Linked DNA regions of Homo sapiens: region 1 is linked to region 2. Evidence: chromatin contacts called from ENCODE Hi-C or POLR2A ChIA-PET data. All regions are on one chromosome and are shown on one strand. Each heading gives the region's core, a stretch centred on a gene start or an enhancer-like site at or near the end of the contact. The rest is flanking DNA. Distances are from core to core; before and after follow the strand shown.

Evidence for each region. A loop is a pair of places that touch in the nucleus more often than their neighbours do. ChIA-PET counts read pairs that join two places held with the same protein, here RNA polymerase II (POLR2A).
Region 1: POLR2A ChIA-PET joins it to region 2 with 10 read pairs in MCF 10A. The contact joins the enhancer-like site here to the promoter of IRF6 in region 2. A Hi-C loop is called at or near these places in 1 of 168 maps with a recorded cell type or tissue (sciatic nerve). POLR2A ChIA-PET finds 5 or more read pairs at or near these places in 3 of 52 experiments (K562, MCF 10A and endothelial cell of umbilical vein).

Annotation. Positions count from the first base shown.
Region 1 is chr1:209,881,900-209,886,066 of GRCh38, forward strand. No RefSeq gene overlaps it. Among named protein-coding and RNA genes, the nearest start is that of SYT14, 54 kb to the right of the region's middle. Within about 2 kb of position 2,517, at least 7 of the 41 ENCODE cell types and tissues checked have a DNase peak (open chromatin) inside an H3K27ac peak, as active enhancers do; they include endothelial cell of umbilical vein, where a contact is called at or near this core.
Region 2 is chr1:209,804,191-209,808,193 of GRCh38, forward strand. It overlaps IRF6 (interferon regulatory factor 6), which reads right to left and starts at 1,952. Exons shown (of 9, transcript NM_006147.4): 1 at 1,757-1,952. RefSeq lists a silencer at 1,874-2,217.

The DNA of each region.
Region 1 (4,167 bases), core at 1,267-3,766, 78 kb after region 2:
ACCTCCATATCCAGCTGCAGGATCAGCAGTCTCACTTTAGTGTTCTCCAGCCAGGACCAACTCAGCATGTCCACACAGAGTTCATTACGACTTCCCCTACAGTCTGCTCTTCCACCTGAATTATTTATATTGGCTTCAGGCATCCACCTAATCACTTAAACCCTACACCTGGAAATCTTCCCAGACAACTTCTTCCTCTCCAGACCCTCAAATCTACTTACAAAATCTTATATCTTTTTAACACCTCTGTTACTGACCCCTTCCTTCTTCTAGACACAGTCCTCTTTCCCTAATCCAATTTAGGGCCTCCTTGTCTCTTGCTCTGCTCTGGTAGTAAGCTCACCCTCTGGGCTTGCCTGTCTCTAATAATTCTTTTGTAATCCTACCAAAGAATGGCTCCCATAAGGCAGATATGATTGTTATCCTCCTGATTAAAACCCGACAGTGGACTCCTCTTTGCCCTTGGCATATAATCTGAGCTTCTTTGAATGTCCTATGAGGTAGCCCACGAAATGTCTCTGCTGAACCCTCTGACCTTATCTCTGGGGAAGCTGTCCACCTGCCTCGCCCCACTGCCCCCTTGCCATGCTCCAGGTCAACCACTCTCCCTACCTCCCTGCTACCCACTGACCCCAATGTCACTAAGTCACTTTTGTCAAGAGAGTCACTCTCCTTGGCAAGTAGGTCTGAAGTTAGATTTGGGGTAGAACAATAACTGTAAAACACATGGCCAAAAACTCAGGACAATTCAACTGCCTTCCCAATCTAAGGACCATTATGGTGGTTTGGCATAATGAAGGTGGGCTGACCCTCTATTTCTAATATAAATAGAATACAGCTTAGCATAGCTCATTTAAAGTGCTTAAATAAAGAAGCAGCTTCTGGAGTCAGAATTCTTAGGTTCAAATGTTACCTCATCAATTAACCCTTAGTTTCCTCATTTTAAAAATAGAAGCATTGGTATTCACATGAAATTGTTGGCAACAAATTTTAAAAGTGGAAATAATAATACCTGTCTCATAAGGTTGTGAGAAATAAAAATATTAATATGGTGCCTGGCAAAGGGTGTTTGGTAAATGTTAGCTATTGATGTTATCATTATTAATAGCATTTATAGAATTCCATTTCTTTTCTATCAAATTATCAGAAGGAGATTTTACCTTCGAAACTGTTGGAGAGATGACCATGGGATTCAGCAGTCAGGCTTGCATTCTGATTGGTGGCAGGAGCAGATTGACAGGTGCAGCAGGAAAACAAAGACATACAACCCATTCCTTCCTCCCCCACACTGTTTTATATTTTATAAAGGGAATTCACAGCCTAGTGGATACGGGGTTGAGTAAAAGTACTTCCTGCCTCTATTGAAGCTTCAGGACACTGGACTGGAGTCTTCCACAATTCAGCCAGAACCCAGGGTACTCCAAACCACTTTGTGATCCTCCATCTCTGTAGGCTACAGTTTATAAAACACTTCTATCTCCATGATTTCATGTGATTCCCAGAGTGACTCATGAGGTTTCAGACCTCTCCATCCTCAGACAGACCCTGTCACATGCCTCTGAAAATGCTTTAGTTGTTGCCATGTGGATGGACACTCAGAAAATACTTTAAAAAAAAAAAATCTAAACTGCTTGCTTTAGTGGTTTTGTGTAAAATGCAACCAGAGAGAGAGAGAGAGAGAGGTCCTTGGCAGATAGGTTTAACTCAAATCACTGAGCAGGAAAATATCTGGGAATCTGGCCTGGTTTGAGAAAAAGAGCCAGCTTTTTTAGCTGACTAGAGAGCAGCTTAAAAAGGAAAAAAATGAAAGGAAGGAAACTAATGAGGCATCTCTTTCCTCACAGATAATGTGGGATGCTCACCCAGTGGTTTGCAGTGGCTACAGCATCTGTTACACTTCAGTGACAACCAAAATGCCTTGGAGATAAGACAACAATTATGAGACCTGCTTGAGAAGAAATGAAAGAAAACCCAATCGCAGCCAAATAGCACTGCCATCTATTAACAAATTATTACAGGCTGAAGCAGTCTTTAATGAGATTTTAACAAAAGAAATCCAGTCTTGTTCCTCTGGGGCAAAGAGATTTTATCATCATGTGAATGGTTAAGCAGGTAAGAGGACCTCCCTTGGAGCACCAATAAAGAGAAAATGTGTGAGCCCTGTGTTCTCCCTCTCCAAGGAGCTCTAACTCCCAGTCAAGATGAAAACATATTGGAGAAAGGACCCAAATAATACTGTTCCAGAGAAAGTTTTAGTTTAGTAAGTGGCCTGATGAGACAAGTGAGTATTCAAAAAAGCTGTATTAGACCTTTGTGTTGTGATTCCAATCCTTTGTGCTTTTGGTTATCCTAAAGGACATTGTGACATTCTCAAGAGATTCTTAAGTCAAAGGGTATAGTGGCAACATTAATCTGGAGGAACAATGAAGCTAGCTAGAGTCAGGACGTGCCTGCCCATGATCTTGTAGACCCACTGGGGTTTCAGAAGAGAAACTGATATGAGTCTAATGTTGTTAGTTCAAAGGAGGAAAGAAAAATTGGTTGCATGGAGTGAGTCAGAGGGAGGGAGGAAAATATGCAGTCCAAGGAAGTCGGTGAGAAGCCCGCTCAGATGCACTAGACTGTCTTGCATGAATTGGGTTTTTCTTTTTGCTTCTCCCACCCCTTTCATTGATCCACTACGTGAACACTTATAGGCAGCCAATAATATCAGGAGAAATATAGCCATTTTGATACTAATATTTCTGTTACCCAGGAATTTGCTTTATTTGCAATATGAGCCTCCAATGCCTGATTAAAGGAAACTGAGGACTAACCTGGGTGATCCAAGAATTCCTAGACTGTTAAATAGTGTAGTTTCTTTAGAAAGGGACTCTGGACCTCCTCCTGGGAGGAGCCTTAGAAGGGCAGTGAGGCTAGGGTGAGTAAGCAGGCTCCCCACGTGAGGGTGAGTCAGGGAGACTGATTCCTTAGCAGCTGGGGCACTGTGTAAGACTACGTCACCTTCTGTGGCAGAAGAACAACCACAATCACTATGTGTTATGCTGGTTATATTCCCCTTGAGACCAATGGCAGACACTGGCTGTTAAAATATTTAGTGTCTGATAATGTATGATTAATGGGTAAGGAGTAGAGTAGCACTTCTTTTAATGGCTCACACTGTAGGAAAGAGATTTAATAGAATTGAAGATGAACTTAGAATGACATAGAAGATAAATCTCAGGAACGTACATCTTTGGGACAGATAGCTCATTTTGTTAGAATATAGTGCTATTATTGTTATTAGCTAACATTTATTAAGCACTGACTAAGTGCCAGGAGCTGCTTCAAGTGTTTTACGTATGTTAACTTAATGCTTCTTGTGCTGTGATAATGAGCCAGTATTTGTTTTTTAAATTTCCAATGTGTCATGGACAAATGCTTTTGTGGAATTCAATAAAAATAAATTACTACAAAAGTGAAAAAAAAATTAAAACATGCAAAATTCAAGCTCAATTTTTTCCTTTTTTAACTATTAGCTGTAAGAGACATCAAATTGTCAAAATGCTATAAAAGTTTCTAAATCCTTACTCTTAGTTGCTATACGTATCTCCCCGTAGACTAGTAACAAACCTTCACCAACTGGCGCAAGTCTACGAACTCTGTTGAAGAGCACTGTATTAACTCATTTAAACCCTCCTAAAAGTTCATGACGTCATTAATATTTTCATTCTACAGATGAGGAAACTGAGGCACAAAACAGTTATCTTGCTACTGAGGCCAGTCAATTAGTTTTGCAAAGAGAAAAATATCTATTTCATGGTCACAGAAGAGTACCCCAACTAGTCACTGAAAAATTAAGAGTAGCATAAGAAAAGCAAGCCTTAATGAGAAAGTATGAATGGAGTTTTATTATCCAGGCTTCTGTGGAAAAACCAGGAAAGGCATAGGCCATACTGGTGACATTTTGGGAGTGTCACCGTTGCTATATTGGGCAATAGGATGAAGTGTCTTAAGACTGTGGCTTGAGGGCTAGACTTTCTGGGTTAGTTTTCTTGCTTGGCCACCTACTTCCTATGCGCAGTTGTTAGTTTCTATCTGAAAGGATGGTTGGGAGGATTAACTGTGTTGTATATGTAAAGTATTTTTTAAAAATGCCTGGCACATAGTAAGTGGTTTATAAGTGTT
Region 2 (4,003 bases), core at 702-3,201:
TCTGTGTAGGCTTTACAATTTTTACATGAACCTTTACCTAACATGTCTGATTTCATCCTCATAAACCTGAATGTGATATTACTATCCCCATTTTACATCTGGGCTGAGGTGCTTTATTTCCTAAGTCACAGTGTTCTGTACCAAACCCTGCCACTGCACCTTGTCTTCCATGTCCCTCTCATCTTCTGCGCACCAAGAAAGTAAACTAAAAACATCAACAAAGATCCCAGCAGCATAGAGGGCCAATAAAGTGATTGAGGTGGAGACTGCATAACATCCACTCTCAAACACACCTAAATCAGAGTTCTCTTTCTAAACACTCTTGCCACCCAAATCCCAACGCCTGAAGAACCACCTTAGCCTAGTTGAACTCATCTTGGTATCTCTAGCTGCCATCACAGCAAAATGTAAGGCCTGTGTCTCTAACAGGTACTTAAACAGCCAAAGGACAATGATGCTAACCTATCTATTCCCCTCACAGTGAGCATAGAGGAGGGACACTTTCAGCCTCCTCCGAGCATAACTGTCCTCTCCCATACCCCTATTCTAGGGAGCAGGTCCTCCATAAACACCCTCATTGCCACCTCCATAGCTCCTCCCCAGACTAGTTTCCAGGGGCACTGCCACACAAAAGCCGAGATTTGGCCGTCAGTGGTTTTGCTCAGGTTAAAACACACGCCATTTCTCGCAGACAATTCTTAGCAGTCCCAGCTCTTCCCTTTCTCCTGAAAGAAATGAAATGCCATCGTCTAAGTTCCGTTCCTCAGGCTTCCCTGTTTAGCCCTGCTTAGGGGTAAACTGCAGGCCTCTAGTCAAAATGCCCACACCCTTCCCTTCTGCTGGATGGAAGCTGGGGGATGGCGAATGGGAGTTACAAGGTATTGAGTGCCACTGTCATACATCATACACACGTCTCATCCTAAACCACACTCCTGGGTCAACACCAGCTTTCACCAATCCCACCCAAGCGCCTTCCTCTCTCTATCCATCTCTTTTCCCTGACTTCCACTCTTGACATCCACCAAGAGAACAGGTTGGAACAGGATGACCCCTTTACCACAAAGCAGGCTCCCTGTAAAGAGTGACACCTCAGGCCTCCTTTCCAAGTCAGGCCTGGGAGACTTTCCCCATTCTCCACACCACCCTCCAGCCCCTTCGGGCAAAGAGGGCCCACCCCCAGAGCAACCACACCCCAGCGCCACCCTCCCCAGCACCTAGCTCCGCTCCTTGGAAATCCAAGGTTGTCTCCCAGGCCCAGGGCGAAGGGCCTAACTGTGCCAAACAGACTCAGGGAGGGAAGACAAACCGCCAATGCTCCAAAGCTCCTGGCCACCCTCACTCCAGTTTCCCAAAACGCCCACTAGGATCAAGGACCTGCGGACCTGGGAAGTCCCCTCTCTGGGACACAGGGGCCAGCCGCAAGTTGGTAAGACTGAAGGGGGCGCGGTGCTTTAGCTCTACCGGATAGTGGGGTTGTTGACGGCCGAGAGCAGTGCCCTCCGCTTCGGCGGTGGGGGTAGGGAGAGTAGACACAAGTGTAGATTCGAGAGGGGCCTAGCGCTACAGAACTGAGGCCGCCCCAAAGCTATCTGGAAAAGGGCGACAGGCACCCAGCCCCAGTGGGTACCCACCCCAAACACACAGATGCCCCCAAGCAAGTTCTCTCACCCCCTACAAACTCCGGGGATGGGTCCTACCCCACCCACGGGGGAGCCTCTCCTCCCTCAAGCTGGTCCCCAGAAGTTGGCGTACCCACCTTTGCTCAATCTGTCCACCAGAAGCGGACGTCCCTCCGAACCAAGTCCGCAGCGAAGATCACCCGTCGCTACCACGCTCCTCGACGTCTTAGCCAAGGGGCGCCTGGCTCTACCCAAGTAGGGACTGCAGGTTCCTCTCCCCGTCCCGCACCAGCCCTTACCTGCCCAGCCCAGGTGCGCCGAGCTCACGTCAGCGCCTCGCCCCAGGACGCCGCAGCCTTCGCATCCGCCCGGCCACGCCTCCCAGGTGTGGCCACGCCCCCCGGCGTTCGGGATTGGCGAGTTGCAAGAAATATGACACTCCGCGTTTCTGGGCTGCCCGGCCCAGCGGCGTCCGTCCAGCGTCCCACCCTACTCCTCCGCTTCTAACTCCGGCTAAGAAAGTCCCAGATTCAGGCCTAGCCTTACGGCTCAGGGCTGGTGGTCCTGGGAACTGGAAGCGACTGGGAGTTCAGATCTAAGTCGAGAGGGTGCCTCCCTCCTTCACGGCCCATAATTACCCTGCAGTATGCAGACAGTTAAGCACAAATAAGGGTTTTGAGATTCTGGGTTGGCCCTACTACTCGTGGGCCTGTGTAAGTGGAGTTGCACATGAAGAAGAGAACCAGGACACTTGGTCCTGTCTGGGAGAAGCCATAGGCTTTCAGGACTAGAATTCTACCTTTACTCTGCCTCTTACCCGTGTGACCCTGGGTAAGTTACTTAGCTTCTTGGCTTCTTGGTTTCAGTTTCCTCATCTCTTCAATGAGAATAATAATTCCTTCCTTCTTTTTTGTTGTTGTTTGCTTTTTTCTCTTTCTTTTTTCTTCCTTTTTTTTTTTTTTTTTTTTTGGAGATGGGGTCTTGCTATTAAGTTACACAGTCTGGTCTGCAACACCTGGGCTCAAGGGATCCGCCTCAGCCTCGCAAAGTGCTGGGATTACAGGCACTGGCACCCAGTTCAATTCCTTTTTTTTTTTTTTTTTTTTTTTTTAGGCAGGGTCTGGCTCTGTCATCCAGGCTAGAATGCAGTGGCACAATCATAGCTCAACCTCCTGGGCTCAAGCAATTATCCCACCTCACCCTCCCAAGTAACTGGAAATATAGGCATGGGTCACCATGCCCGGCTAATTTTTTTTTTTTTTTTTTAGAGACAGGGTCTGACTATGTTGCCCAGACTGGAGTTCCTGCTTCCTCTGATCACTATCGTGTAATGAGTAAAAGCATAGCCTCTGGAGCCAACTATTGGGGTTTAGACCCCAACTCCATCAGTTACTACAGACTTGGGAAAGTTTCTTAAGCTTTTTAGGCCCTGGTGTCTTATCTGTAGAAAGAGGTTAGTAATAGTACCTACCTCAGGGGTATTGTGGGAATTCAATAACTACATGTAAACTGCTTGCAACAATATTTAGCACTTATCAAGTGCTTTATATGTACTTGCAATTATTATTGGCATAAAGATTAAAAATACCATATAGACAGTGCGTCAGAGAACAAGAAGGCATTCCTTGTTATTACCTGAAATTCAAGTCCTGCATGTACCCTAACAGGTGCTTGATGAGATTGCCCTCACCTTCCTCATCTATCTAGAGGACCGGTTTGCAGGAGGCTGTGCAACAGTAAATGAGACTTTTAAAAATCCCCCACCCTCAACCACTGAGCTGTCGTAGGTGAAATGGGGCATGCGCAGGTCACTTAGGTTTTGGTGTTTAAAGTAATGAGTGAGAAACTGTGGAGGAGTGGTACAATGAGTTGAACTGTCACCCACATACAAAAAAATTTGTATTTGTATTTTGAAGTCCTGACCACCCCCACTGCAACCACAGCCAGATGTCAGAATATGACCTTATTGGGAGACAGGATCCTTATGGAGGTAATCAAGTTAAAACGTGGTTATTAGGGTGAGCCTGAATCCAATATGAATGGTGTCCTTATAAAAGGAGGAGATTTGGACACAGAGGCAGATACCCACAGAGGGAAGGTGATATGAAGAGACATAAAGAGAAGACAGCTAGCTGCAACCCAAGGAGAGATACCTGGAATAGAGCTCTTTTTTTTTTTTTTTTTTTCACATCCCTCAGACCCTTGATTTTAGACTTTTAAACTCCAGAACTATGAAACAAAAAATTTCTGTTGTTCAAGCCACCCACTCTGAGGTACATTGTTATGGTAGCCCTAGCATACTCATACAAGTGTGTTGAAGAGCCCCAGATTGATAATAATGTAGGCATGATTCCAAGTCCCAATTTAGCTTTGGAATGTAGCCA